Regions from separate parts of the Homo sapiens genome. Here region 2 is linked to region 1. A link is an interaction called in ENCODE POLR2A ChIA-PET data of the cell type or tissue named here. Cell type or tissue: Panc1. All regions are shown on one strand. Links, peaks and the distances in the headings refer to the core of each region. The heading gives the core; the rest is flanking DNA.

What was found. ChIA-PET counts read pairs that join two places held together with the same protein. Peaks named below come from ENCODE experiments on the same cell type or tissue, not always from the same donor. Only the 100,000 strongest peaks of a DNase experiment are listed, where the experiment ranks them.
Region 2: POLR2A ChIA-PET joins it to region 1 with 10 read pairs; 5 of 35 experiments call an interaction of 5 or more read pairs at or near these places.

What each region holds. Positions count from the first base shown.
Region 1 is chr17:31,560,650-31,568,472 of GRCh38, forward strand. It overlaps the pseudogene RNU6ATAC7P. Among named protein-coding and RNA genes, the nearest start is that of MIR193A, 4.6 kb to the left of the region's middle. RefSeq lists an enhancer at 7,250-7,750. In Panc1, for the core only: no CTCF peak of the experiment used is centred there; no DNase peak of the experiment used is centred there; H3K4me3 peaks cover 522 bases; H3K27ac peaks cover 2,091 bases.
Region 2 is chr17:31,881,586-31,884,842 of GRCh38, forward strand. UTP6 (UTP6 small subunit processome component) reads right to left here. Exons shown (of 19, transcript NM_018428.3): 10 at 2,839-2,920. Among named protein-coding and RNA genes, the nearest start is that of UTP6, 18 kb to the right of the region's middle. In Panc1, for the core only: no CTCF peak of the experiment used is centred there; no DNase peak of the experiment used is centred there.

The DNA.
Region 1 (7,823 bases), core at 3,051-5,550:
TGGAATTCCTTAAACTCTCCTTTAAAGTCTCTTATCTATTCCTCTAGTGCGTTTGCTTCTACTCCCCGAAAACAAAAACCCACCAACCCCTGAAACCTCGGGTTTGCCTGGTGTTGGAACTTTGGTTATTTGTCCTTTGTTTGTGTTGTGTTTTTGGCTCTTGGCCGTGGAAAAACATCTGGGGACATGCAGTGAGGTGACTTGAACTGTGTGAAGAACTGGTTGACAAAATAGGGAACGTCTGGTCCCTGTCTTACTTGGCTTTGGAAAACAGGAGAGGTTTTTAGGAGCTGGGAGGAGGGAGGGTGAGAGGGAGGAACCATCACGGCCAGGTTGGCCCACCCCTTGCCAGGTCGTGTAAAAACCCATTCAAGAGGCATTTTCCCACAGGCTCCCTGCCTCTGCAGGCCACGTGTAGAGTAGTCCTTTGCAGGCGTCCTGCCCATACTGTTGTCCCTGTTTTGGGGGCATGTGGGAGCCAACACAGGGGAGTCAGGTGTGTGGTAGGCAGTCAGGTGTGTTTTGGGGTCAGGGAGGCAGGTTTGGGCCTGGGAGGCCAGGAAGGGACATACCCCGTCCTGCAGTTGGCCTGACTTTTGTCCATGTTAGCTTTGTCCTGGAGGCTTACCCAGTGGAACATGCAGATGTCAGAATTATGGGAGAAAAGAGTTTGGCCATGGGGTAGATTTCTGAACATCTTGACAAATTCTTAGTTTGGAGACAAAATTGTCTAGGAGTGGAACTGATGGGAGCTTCAACTGGAGACCTCGCCCCTAATTAAGAAAAATGCTCTTTGGAGCGCTGAATCAGCTTGGGAAAACAAAGTTCTCCCTTTGAACCAATGCCTCTCCCAGCCCTGGGGATCAGTGTCTAAAAGTAAATGAAGTGGAAATCTCCAGAATATTGCGTGGTCATAAAACATCCCAGAAGTGGGCTGGAGCAATGAGATGCCGAAAAGCAGGCCTGGCTGGCTGCCCTGCACCCACCCTGGAGGGGACCGGCTGGGGAAGGTGGACTCACAGGGCTGGGAATGAGGCCTGAGGAGCACTGTGGTGCCCCCGGCAGTTTCCCTCAGGCTGTGCCCCATTCTTTCTGGGTCTGGCCAGGGCTTTAGAGATTTTTAGGAAATGACTTGGTGCTTCGTTTCTTTGGGGGAAGTGAGTGATTAGGTTTTTCCTTCTTGGGTTTTTTTCCTTTGCAAAATGTGATTGAATCAGCTATGCAGTAGGCTGGGCTAGCCTGGCCTCCTGCAACTGATTTATGCTTCCGTGTAAGCCGTTGTATTGAGGAATTGTGTTGTAGTGGAGAGCTTTTTGATTTTGCTCTCTCTTGAATTCATAGTTTCCTGGAGCAGAGGCCTCCTTCCTGGCTCCTACCCCCACCCCCAGTCCCTCTTTCAAAGATGGGTACCTCAAGGTTTCAAGGGGAAGTAGCTTGAACATAGACTGATTTACCCTGGAGCCTTCTTCAGGAAGCAGCTAAATGCAAGGTAGAAAGCTGGTAGGAGGGGGAGGGTTTTAGCGAGACCTGCAGGGAGACTGACGGAAGACTCCTAAAAATCCAGCTGGACTCCCTGTCCTGCCTACTGGGAAGAAACTTGCATTCCCTCAACTCTTAGGTAAATTGCAGACTGGTGAATAATTAACCTTGCCTTTTTGGCTTTTTTTTTTTTTTTTTGAAAAAGAAAAATCCCAACCTATGAAAGATTGAAGATCAGTTTTTGTCCAGCAGGATCGGAATGACAAAGGAAGTATTGGGAGAAGCCAGTCCTCTCATCTTCACTCCTAGCAACTCTGGAAGTTCTGAACCTCAGAAGAAATCCCTCCGGGGTTTTGTTGGTGGCCATCCCTGCCGAGCCCCTGGCTGCTTCCCTGGGTTTCCTTTGGTTCCTCTTTGCCCAAAGCTGAGCTGTCTGAATGGTGAGGATTCTCTCCTCCACTTTGTCTAGCAACAGCTTGGCCCTTGATACTGCAGGAGGAGTTAATTCCGCTGCTGGGCCAGTCTACAGCCCTCTGCGCGGGCTGGTAAATATTTGGCCAGTCTCAGTTCTTTTTACACAAAAGAACAGCACTCCTAATCTGTGATAAGTCCCTGAAAGAGAGTTGTCTCAGAAGCAAGGGATCATTTTGGTTTCCGTGAAGGGTTTTTTTCTTGAAGCAGCCCAGTGTGAAGGCCATGGAGGCGCACTTTGCGTCCAGATGTGCTTGGGTTCCAACTGCGGCTCACCAGCTGCATGGCTTTGGCCCAGTGACTTCTCTGTGCCCCAGTTTCTTCTCTTGCGGGATGAGGGTTATGATACCTACCTTGTAAGTGTGTGGCGAAGCTTACGAAAGATGTATGTCAGGGTGTCTGGCACAAACCAGTAGATCTCCGACTGGTAGTCTTTGTCCCCTGGCTCTTTTTTTTTTAATAAAGATTTTCAAATTATTATTTTATTTCTTTTTCTTTTCTTTCTTTTTTTTTTCTGGGACAGATTCTCACTCTATTGCCCATGTTGGAGTGCAGTGGCACGATCTCAGCTCACTGCAGTCTCCACCTCCCATGTTCAAGCGATTCTCCTGCCTCAGCCTCCCGAGTAGCTGTGATTACAGGTGCCTACCACCACAGCCGGCTAACTTTTGTATTTTTAATAGAGATGGGGTTTCACCATGTTGGCCAGGCTGGTCTCGAACTCCTGACCTCAAATGATCTGCCTGCCTCAGCCTCCCAAAGTGCTAGGATTACAGGTGTGAGCCACTGTGCTCGGCTTGTTTATTTTTCTTTTTTTTTTCTTTTTTCTTTCTTTCTTTTTTTTTTTCTTTTTTCTTTCTTTCTTTTTTTTTTTTTTTTTGAGACAGATTCTCACTCTGTCATCCAGGTGGAGTGCAGTGGTATGGTCTCTGCTCACTGAAACCTCTGCCTCTTGGGTTCAAGTGATTCTCCTGCCTCAGTGGGATTACAGGCGTGTACCACCATGCCCAGCTAATTTTTTGTATTTTTAGTAGAGATGGGGTTTTAACATGTTGCCAGGCTGGTCTTGAACTCTTGGCCTCAAGTGATCCCCCAACCTTGGCCTCCCAAAGTATTGTGATTATAGGTGTGAAATACCACGCCCTGCCTTAAATTATTATTTTAAATTAAAAAAATGATGTTTAGATGCCACGATGTAGGTGGCAGTACCTTAACTATATGCGTGTCGTCAGGCCCAAGGGCCTCTTCCATCCTTGTCAAGGGGAGTGCTAACCTTCTCTCCTTTCATACAATCCAGCTCTCTTATTTTGAATCTGCGTGTATATACATGTTGGTTGAGACCGGTGCAGAGTGATTGAGACTCGGGCTTGTGGGTCTGGTAGGTTCGAGGACTAACTCCATCGCTTGGGAGCATGTGGCCTTGGGCAAGTTACTTAATCCACTGGGAACAGGGGTATCGTAACCATCAGATGGGGATACTGTCTGGGATTCCCATCCCCTATATGGGTCTCAATCCTCTCAGTTTCTGTGGTCTAACAACTATGTGCCAGGGACTGGGCCAGGCAGAGGCTGGGGTATCCGTTAGTAAGATGGGCACGGTCCCTCGCTGCCTGCTCTGATTTTTGCCCCAGCTCTGAGAGCAGATTAATGGTATTGTAAGTCCTCATTGTATGGTTGAAGTCGAGACTCAGGGGAAGAGACCCTCCCAGAATCTCCCAGCTTGCCTCGGTACCATAGGAGCAGGACCCCCAGGCTTCCAGGTGCAGCCTCCCAGGTCGGAAGCCAGCAAGCTGGGGCTGTAGAACAGGAGGTGGCTGGGCCTGGATTCGCTGGCACTGAGTCCTTAAAGGAACCCTGGGTAGCAGATGTGGCCGCCTTGTACATCTGCTCAGCAGTGCATCACTCCTAAAGGCCCAAAGACTCGTCCGGTCCTGACACTGAGCACGTTTCAGAAAAGGTCCCAGGAAAGACATTTGAATTGCCACAGCTGCTCAAGGCTTGCTCCCTCACTCATGCTGTGGGCAAACTAAACATCCTCTAGTGGGACCAGGCAAGCAGGGGACAAAATGGAATGGGGGTGCGGGGGAGGAGAAAATAATTTGATATTCCAAAAAATGCTGCAGAGTAATCATTTTGGGGGTGAAAATCAGAATTTCTTGGGACTTAGACTTTTTTATGGCTCAGTGGTGTTTTTCTTTAGAATTTTGGACTGGAGGTAGGGATAGACCATAATCTTTTCAGCACCCAAGAGCCTTCAGCAGGCCTCACTGGCTCTGGGCAGGGGGCAGGGCTTACAGGACCCAGAGCAGGTGACATCTTACCCACTGTGGATACTTCCTCCCTCCTCCCTTTGGCACGGTCTGAGGAATTTTGAAATCACCCCATAGCCAGACCCCTTGCATTTGCTGCCCAGGAGAACCGGGCAGGGAGGTGCCATGCGGAAAGTCCCGCTGCCTGATTTTCCTCTGAGCTCATCACTGCAGCCTGAGAGCCCCCTTCTCTGTCAAGTGGGTGACTGAACTGAATACACCAGACCCCCCTTGGCATTCTTCTAAGATCCTAAGGAGGAGGAGCTGAGGAAGGCACGGGGTGGAGCCTGGGGCTGTGGTTTGGAGGATGGGAGGGCTGGGGGAGGGATTCAGAGATTGCAGCTGGGAAATTTGGATCGGCCTATGAAGACTTTGTGGTTCATTCTCATGAAACTCGCTTCCTCTCACTGGATTTCTGCCCTGGGGGATGTGGGGTTCAAGTGAAAACACTGGCTTTTCCTTCTTGGTGACTGAGGCTTAAATTCTGGTCTCCCAAGCAAATATTTAAGAAATAACTCTCTTTTCCCTCCTTGTCCATTGTAAAACAAACCCTCTTTTTCGCCCATGTCTCCCACCCTCCTGAAAAGAATTCGGTTGTCTTGCTGCTTACTAGCTGGTAGCACCTGGCTTTCCAGCAGGCTGGTTGAAAACAGAAAATGCTTCTCTGCTTAAGACAGGGAAAGGGCGTGGGCTTTGGCATCAGAAACCTGGCTTTCCTGTAGACTAGCTGTGTCGGGCCTGGGGCGTCTTCCCAAGACTCAATTTCCCTGTCTGTGATAATACGTGCCTACTTCTCAGGGCATTATAAGGACTGAACAAGAATGTCTGTGTGAAACACCAGGCGCATGGTCGGGGGTGGTACATGGTAGTTCTTCCCGGGTGACACCATATTCATCCCAGGGTCCATGGGACAATGAGGTCAAAGAAGGACCAGCTGAGGCTGGTGTGCCTGCTTGCTGGCTTAGTATCTGGGGAGAAAACACTGGAAGAAAAGCAAATCCTTGCTGGTGGGGTGTGGGGGTGAGTTTGTGTGGGTCCTGCCTCTTCAGTGAGACATGTCTACCACTTGGGAGGGGCGTAGGGTGGAGGTGGGGGGCCAGGAGTCACAGCCTTTTCCGGGGGTTGGGTTCATGCGGCCGCCACTTAAGCCTATCTGAGGGGAGAGGTTAGTGGGAGAGTCAGGATGAGTTTCTGCTGAATTCCTTCTTGTCAAGCTTGCTTTTGTGGGCTTAACATGAGAAGGGTGGGGAGGGGGCCATATCTTAAAAAAGAGAAAGGCTGGGTTCAGTGGCTCGCGACTATAATCCCAACACATTAGGAGGCTGAAGTGGGAGGATCAGCTGAGGCCAGGAGTTCAGACCAGCCTGGCCAACATAACAAAATCTCATCTCTACAAAAATAAAAAATAAATTAGCTGGGTGTGGTGGCTTACACCTGTAGTTTCAGCTACTCTGGAGGCAGGGGCGAGACAGGATTGCTTGAGCCAGGAGTTTGAGGCTGTAGTGAGCTATGGTCACACCACTGTACTCCAGCCTGGGCAACATAGTAAGACCCTGCCTCTGAAAAAGTAAAAGGAAAAATTAGTCAGGCATGGTGGTGTGTGCCTGTAGTCCCAGCTACTCAGGAGGCTGAGGTGGGAAGATCGCTTGAGCCCAGGAGTTCAAGGTTACGATGAGCTGTGATTGACTGGGTCACTGCACTCCAGCCTGGGCAATAGAGGAAGACCCTGTCTCTCTTGAAAAGTGTCTTTGCTTTTGAAACTTCGAGGGCGATTAAACAGATACTGAAGTACAAGCAAAATGTTAGTCTTCAACTTGCCCAGCCAGACCACTGTGTATCTGGGAAAAGTCAACTAGACTGCTTGCTCCAGCTGGTTGGTCTGGTTGGTGTGGAGGGTGAACCCTCCTCTGGCCCGAGGCGTACACCCTCTCTCCTCCTTCTGTGTCTGGTGATGGCAAACGTTTATCTTTGCTCAGGCCTGGGTGCACGCTAACCTCGGCCAAATCTCTGAATGTTCAAACATCTGCCAAAATACCACATTTCGACAATGGGCCTTCTCTATAGAGATGAGGTTACGGGGGCAGTACTGGGATGCTGGAAAACCACTTAAACTAAACTGCGGGAAGGGGCAGGGTCCAGGATCCTGACTTTGAGTGTAAGGGGTGGGGAAGGAGCAGGGGGCAGCTCCTTGCCATACAGAGAGGCCTGAGGACCAGCTCCCTGCTTCCAGAGCCGGAGCGGGGAGGGGGCTGCTGCCAACCTATCTTGGCATTCTCCCTTTCGTCCTTGGGGTAGATTTCGTTGTAATTAGACAAGTTGTGACAAATAGCCCATTGGTCTTTGGGCTGGAGAATTGTGCCGAGTCCTGCCTGGAAACCCAGCCTTGTTCACTTGGGAGCCATAATTAGGCAAGAGAACAGTTCATGAGCCCTTTGATTCAATAAAGACCCTTTTATGATGTTGGTTTTTCCCAGAAAAATCATACCACTTTGCTCCATGTATTGCATTTAGATGTGTAATCATATTAGAGCTAAGCAGCCCAGGGGACTGAAGTTGTGTAGCTGGGGTTGTAGGGGCAGAAAGGTGCAATCCCTTTCCTCCCCGTAAGGGTCACGGCTGACATTTCTGTAACAAAGACAGGTTAACAGGAGAAAAGTTTGACAAATTTATTTAATCAGTGTTTTACATGACATGAGAGCCTTCAGAAGTAAGACCCAGAGAACCAGGGAAAACTATTTTTATGCTTAGATTGGAGGAAGAAGGGACAACCATCTAGGAATGTGATAGGACAAAAAGGGTACGACCTAATGTAATAGACAGAGGGGACCACCCAGCAAGGCCTGTCTATTCAGATGCTTTTTGGCCTCACTGTGCAGCATGTCTGGGGCGTATGGGGCAGGACCCCTTTGGGATGAGGGGTGAGAAGGGAGAGAGTGACCTTTGTAGATACTATGTCTTGCTTTGGGGGAGAGGAGTTCTACTTCCTATGACCCACCTTGGGGAAGAGGAATTCTGGTTTCTGTGCCTGGCTGCTGGGGAGAAAGAGGGGCAAGAGACAGAAGGGTGGAAGAAGGTCAGAGAGAACTTGCTTTCTCCTTTAGTTCAAAGTGCTCAGTGTACCAAAGCGCCAGGCTCTGGGGTATTGTGTTCTCAGCCCCATGGCGTAAAGCCTGTTACCCGGTCTTCAGAGAAAAACAGTGTCCTCAGAAAAAAAGAAAATGACAAGGAACACTTCTAAAGATTTTCTCTCTTGTCATCTAAAGAACATTTTCTCCCTTCAGAGTGAGAAGTGACCCAGGGGGAAAAACCAGAAAGTGAAACTAACTTGACAGGCCAGTGGCAGCGGCAGCCCCTGGTGCCTGCCCTCTGCAGTCCTGTGTCGGCCCAGGCCACGCGTGCCCAGCATGGTCGATATTTGTCAGACGGATAGCACGTGTCCAGCCAAGGGCCAGAGAAAATGCCCCCAGAGGATGCTTGCATCCTTTCCACAAAGAGTTGTGGTCAGCCCACTGGGGTCTCCACCGGGGTGGCAGGGCTGCAGATGCTGGTGTGTGCAGGTGGCAG
Region 2 (3,257 bases), core at 339-2,838, 320 kb after region 1:
TTTATTGAGTTTCAGAATATTTCAGGTATCATTCACAAATGTTAACTTTCAAGTTAGCTCTCAAAGTCAAATCAGCAGTTATCTGTGACAACACAAGACTCCAAGAGACCTGAAGAACTTTTTTTTGTTTTTGAGATAGGGTCTGTCACCCAGGCTGGAGTGCAGTGGTGCCATCATGGCTCACTGCAGCCTCCACCTCCCAGGCTCAGGTGATCCTCCCACCTCAGCCTCCCATGTAGCTGGTACTACAAGTGCATGCCACCATACCCAGCTAATTTTGGTAGTTTTATTGTACAGAGTTTTGCCATGTTGCCCAGGATGGTCTCCAACTCCTGGGTGCTCAAGCAATAGTCCATCCCAAAGTGTTGGGATTACAGCCCCTGTGCCCAGCCTAAAGAACTTTATTATAGCTGAGCTCTTCATTTTCGTTTGTGTGTGTGTGTGTGTTTGTGTGTGTGTTTTAAGACAGAGTTTCTCTCTTGTTGCCCAAGCTGAAGTGCAGTGGCACGATCTCAACTCACTATAACCTCCGCCTCCTGGGTTCAAGCGATTCTCCTGCCTCAGCCTCCGGAGTACCTGGGATTACAGGCATGTGACACCACACCCAGCTAATTTTTGTATTTTTAGTAGAGGCGGGGTTTCACCATGTTGGCCAGACTGGTCTCAAACTCCTGACCTCAGGTGATCCGCCCGCCTCGGCCTTCCCAAGTGCTGGGATTACAGGCATGAGCCACTGCATCTGTTTTTTTTTTTTGGAGACAGAGTCTTCTCTGTCACCAGGATGGAGTGCAGTGGGACGATCTCAGCTCACTGCAACCTCCACCTTCCAGGTTCAAGCGATTCTCCTGCCTCAGCCTCCTGAGTAGCTGGGATTACAGGTGCATGCCATCACACCAAGCTGATTTTTCTATTTTTAGTAGAGACGGGGTTTCACCATGTTGGCCAGGATGATCTCAATCTCTTGACCTCAAGTGATCCGCCCACCTCGGCCTCCCGAAGTGCTGAGATTACAGGCGTAAGCCACCACACCCAGCCCAGGGTTCTTCATTTTCTAAATAATAGAGAAAAAGCACAACCTACTCCTCTCTCAAAACCCTGAAGATATCCAAACAACAGATTGATTCAAGTTCCATTTCCCCTCCTGTCAAAGGAAGAGGTGTTACCAAAAAACGGAAGTACCCACAAGGTAGGCTAAAAATATTTTTTTTTTCTTTTTTTGAGACAGGGTCTCACTCTGTCACCCAGGCTGGGGTGCAGTGATGCAATAACAGCTCACGGCAGCCTCAACCTCACAGGCTCAAGGGATCCTCCCACCTCAGCCCCGCAAGTAGCTGGGACTACAGGCACATGTCACCATACCCAACTAATTTTATTGTTATTTTTTGTAAAAACAGGTCTCGCCATGTTGCCGAAGCTTACAAATAATTGTTAAACCATATAATCAGACATTAAAGAATAAAATTACCAGCCAGGTGTAATGGCTCACACCTGTAATCCTTGCACTTTGGGAGGCTAAGGCAGGAGGATCACTTGAGCTCAGGAATTCAAGATCAACCTGGGCAACATAGTGAGACCTCATCTCTATAATTAAAAACATAAATAAATAAAAATATAATAAAGAAATAAAAAGAATAAAATTACCAGCACTCAACTATAAACATATGAGTATAACTCTCATTTTATGGATAAATGCCAGGAAAATAGAATTTAGAATTTTATATAAGCTTTAGATTTTTTTTTTTTTTTTGAGATGGAATTTTGCTCTTGTTTCCCAGGCTGGAGTGCAATGGCACAATCTTGGCTCACTGCAACCTCCACCTCCCGGCTTCAAGTGATTCTCCTGCCTCAGCCTCCCGAGTAGCTGGGATTACAGGTATGCGCCACCACGCCCGACTAATTTTGTATTTTTAGTAGAAACGTGGTTTCTCCATGTTGGTCAGGCTGGTCTCAAACTCTCGACCTCAGGTGATCCATGCATCTCGGCCTCCCAAAGTGCCGGGATTACAGGCTTAAGCCACCGTGCCTGGCTAGATTTTTTTTTTTTATTGAATAAACTATTTCCCCCAGTAAGTGAATCAAAGAACTCAATCAGGAAGATACTTTTTTTCTGAGACACGGTCTCACTCTGTGACCCAGACAGGAGTGGAGTGGCAGGATCACAGTTCACTCCAGCCTCAACCTCCCAGACTCAGGTGATCTTCCCACCTCAGCCTCCAGAGTAGGTAGGACCACAGGCATGCACCACCACACCTAGCTTATTTTTTGTAGAGACAGGGTTTCACCGTGTTGCCTAGGGTGGTCTCAAACCCCTGAGCTCAAGGGATCCACCTGCCTTGGCCTCCCAAAGTACTGGGATCCCAAAGTGTGAGCTACTACACTGGGCCAGGAAATTTTTTTTTAACGTAATATGATATTAATTTTTTTTTTTTTTTGAGATGGAGTTTTGCTTGTCACCCAGGCTGGAGTGCAATTGTGGGATCTTGGCTCACTGCAACCTCCGCCTCCCAGGTTCAAGCGAGTCTCCTGGCTCAGCCTCCCAAGTAGCTGGGATTACAGGCATGCACTACCACGCCCAACTAATTTTGTATTTTTAGTAGAGACGGGGTTTCACCATGTTGGTCAAGCTGGTCTCAAACTCCTGACCTCTGGTGATCCACCCACCTCAGTCTCCCAAAGTGCTGGGATTACAGGTGTGAGCCACTGCACCCGGCCAATATTAGCTTTTATTCCAGGGATTTAGTGTGGTATCTTCTTTCTCTTCTACTAAATATCCAACCTCAAACCCTTAATCTCAAGATCAGAAATAGATATATTCACCTTTCTACTAACTTTACTTACTCATCATAAATCTCTTTTTGTAGATCTTTGGCAAAGTCAAATAGCTGTGCAATCGAAAGCAGTGACACGTGAAATTCTGCACCTAAATTTAAAAAGCAGGGGAGGGGAAGTTTATTGCCAATAAGAATCACTTTACTTTAAAAGTAGCATTCTTTTCATGTACTGGAGTTAATCTTCTTGTTTTTTGAAATGAGAAATAGAATAAAATAGAAGAAAAGTCATCCCATAGTCCCCTCACCCCAGTGTCCCCCTACTCAAGCAAAGCTATTGTTAATCTTTGGAGTATTCATAAAAAAAGAACTAATTTTCAACTCCCCACGATTTAATTACTCCATGAGAACTTACTGAGGATTGGTGCAATGGCTCACACCAGTTATGCCATCACTTTGGGAGGCCAAGGCAGGAGGATCACTTGAGCT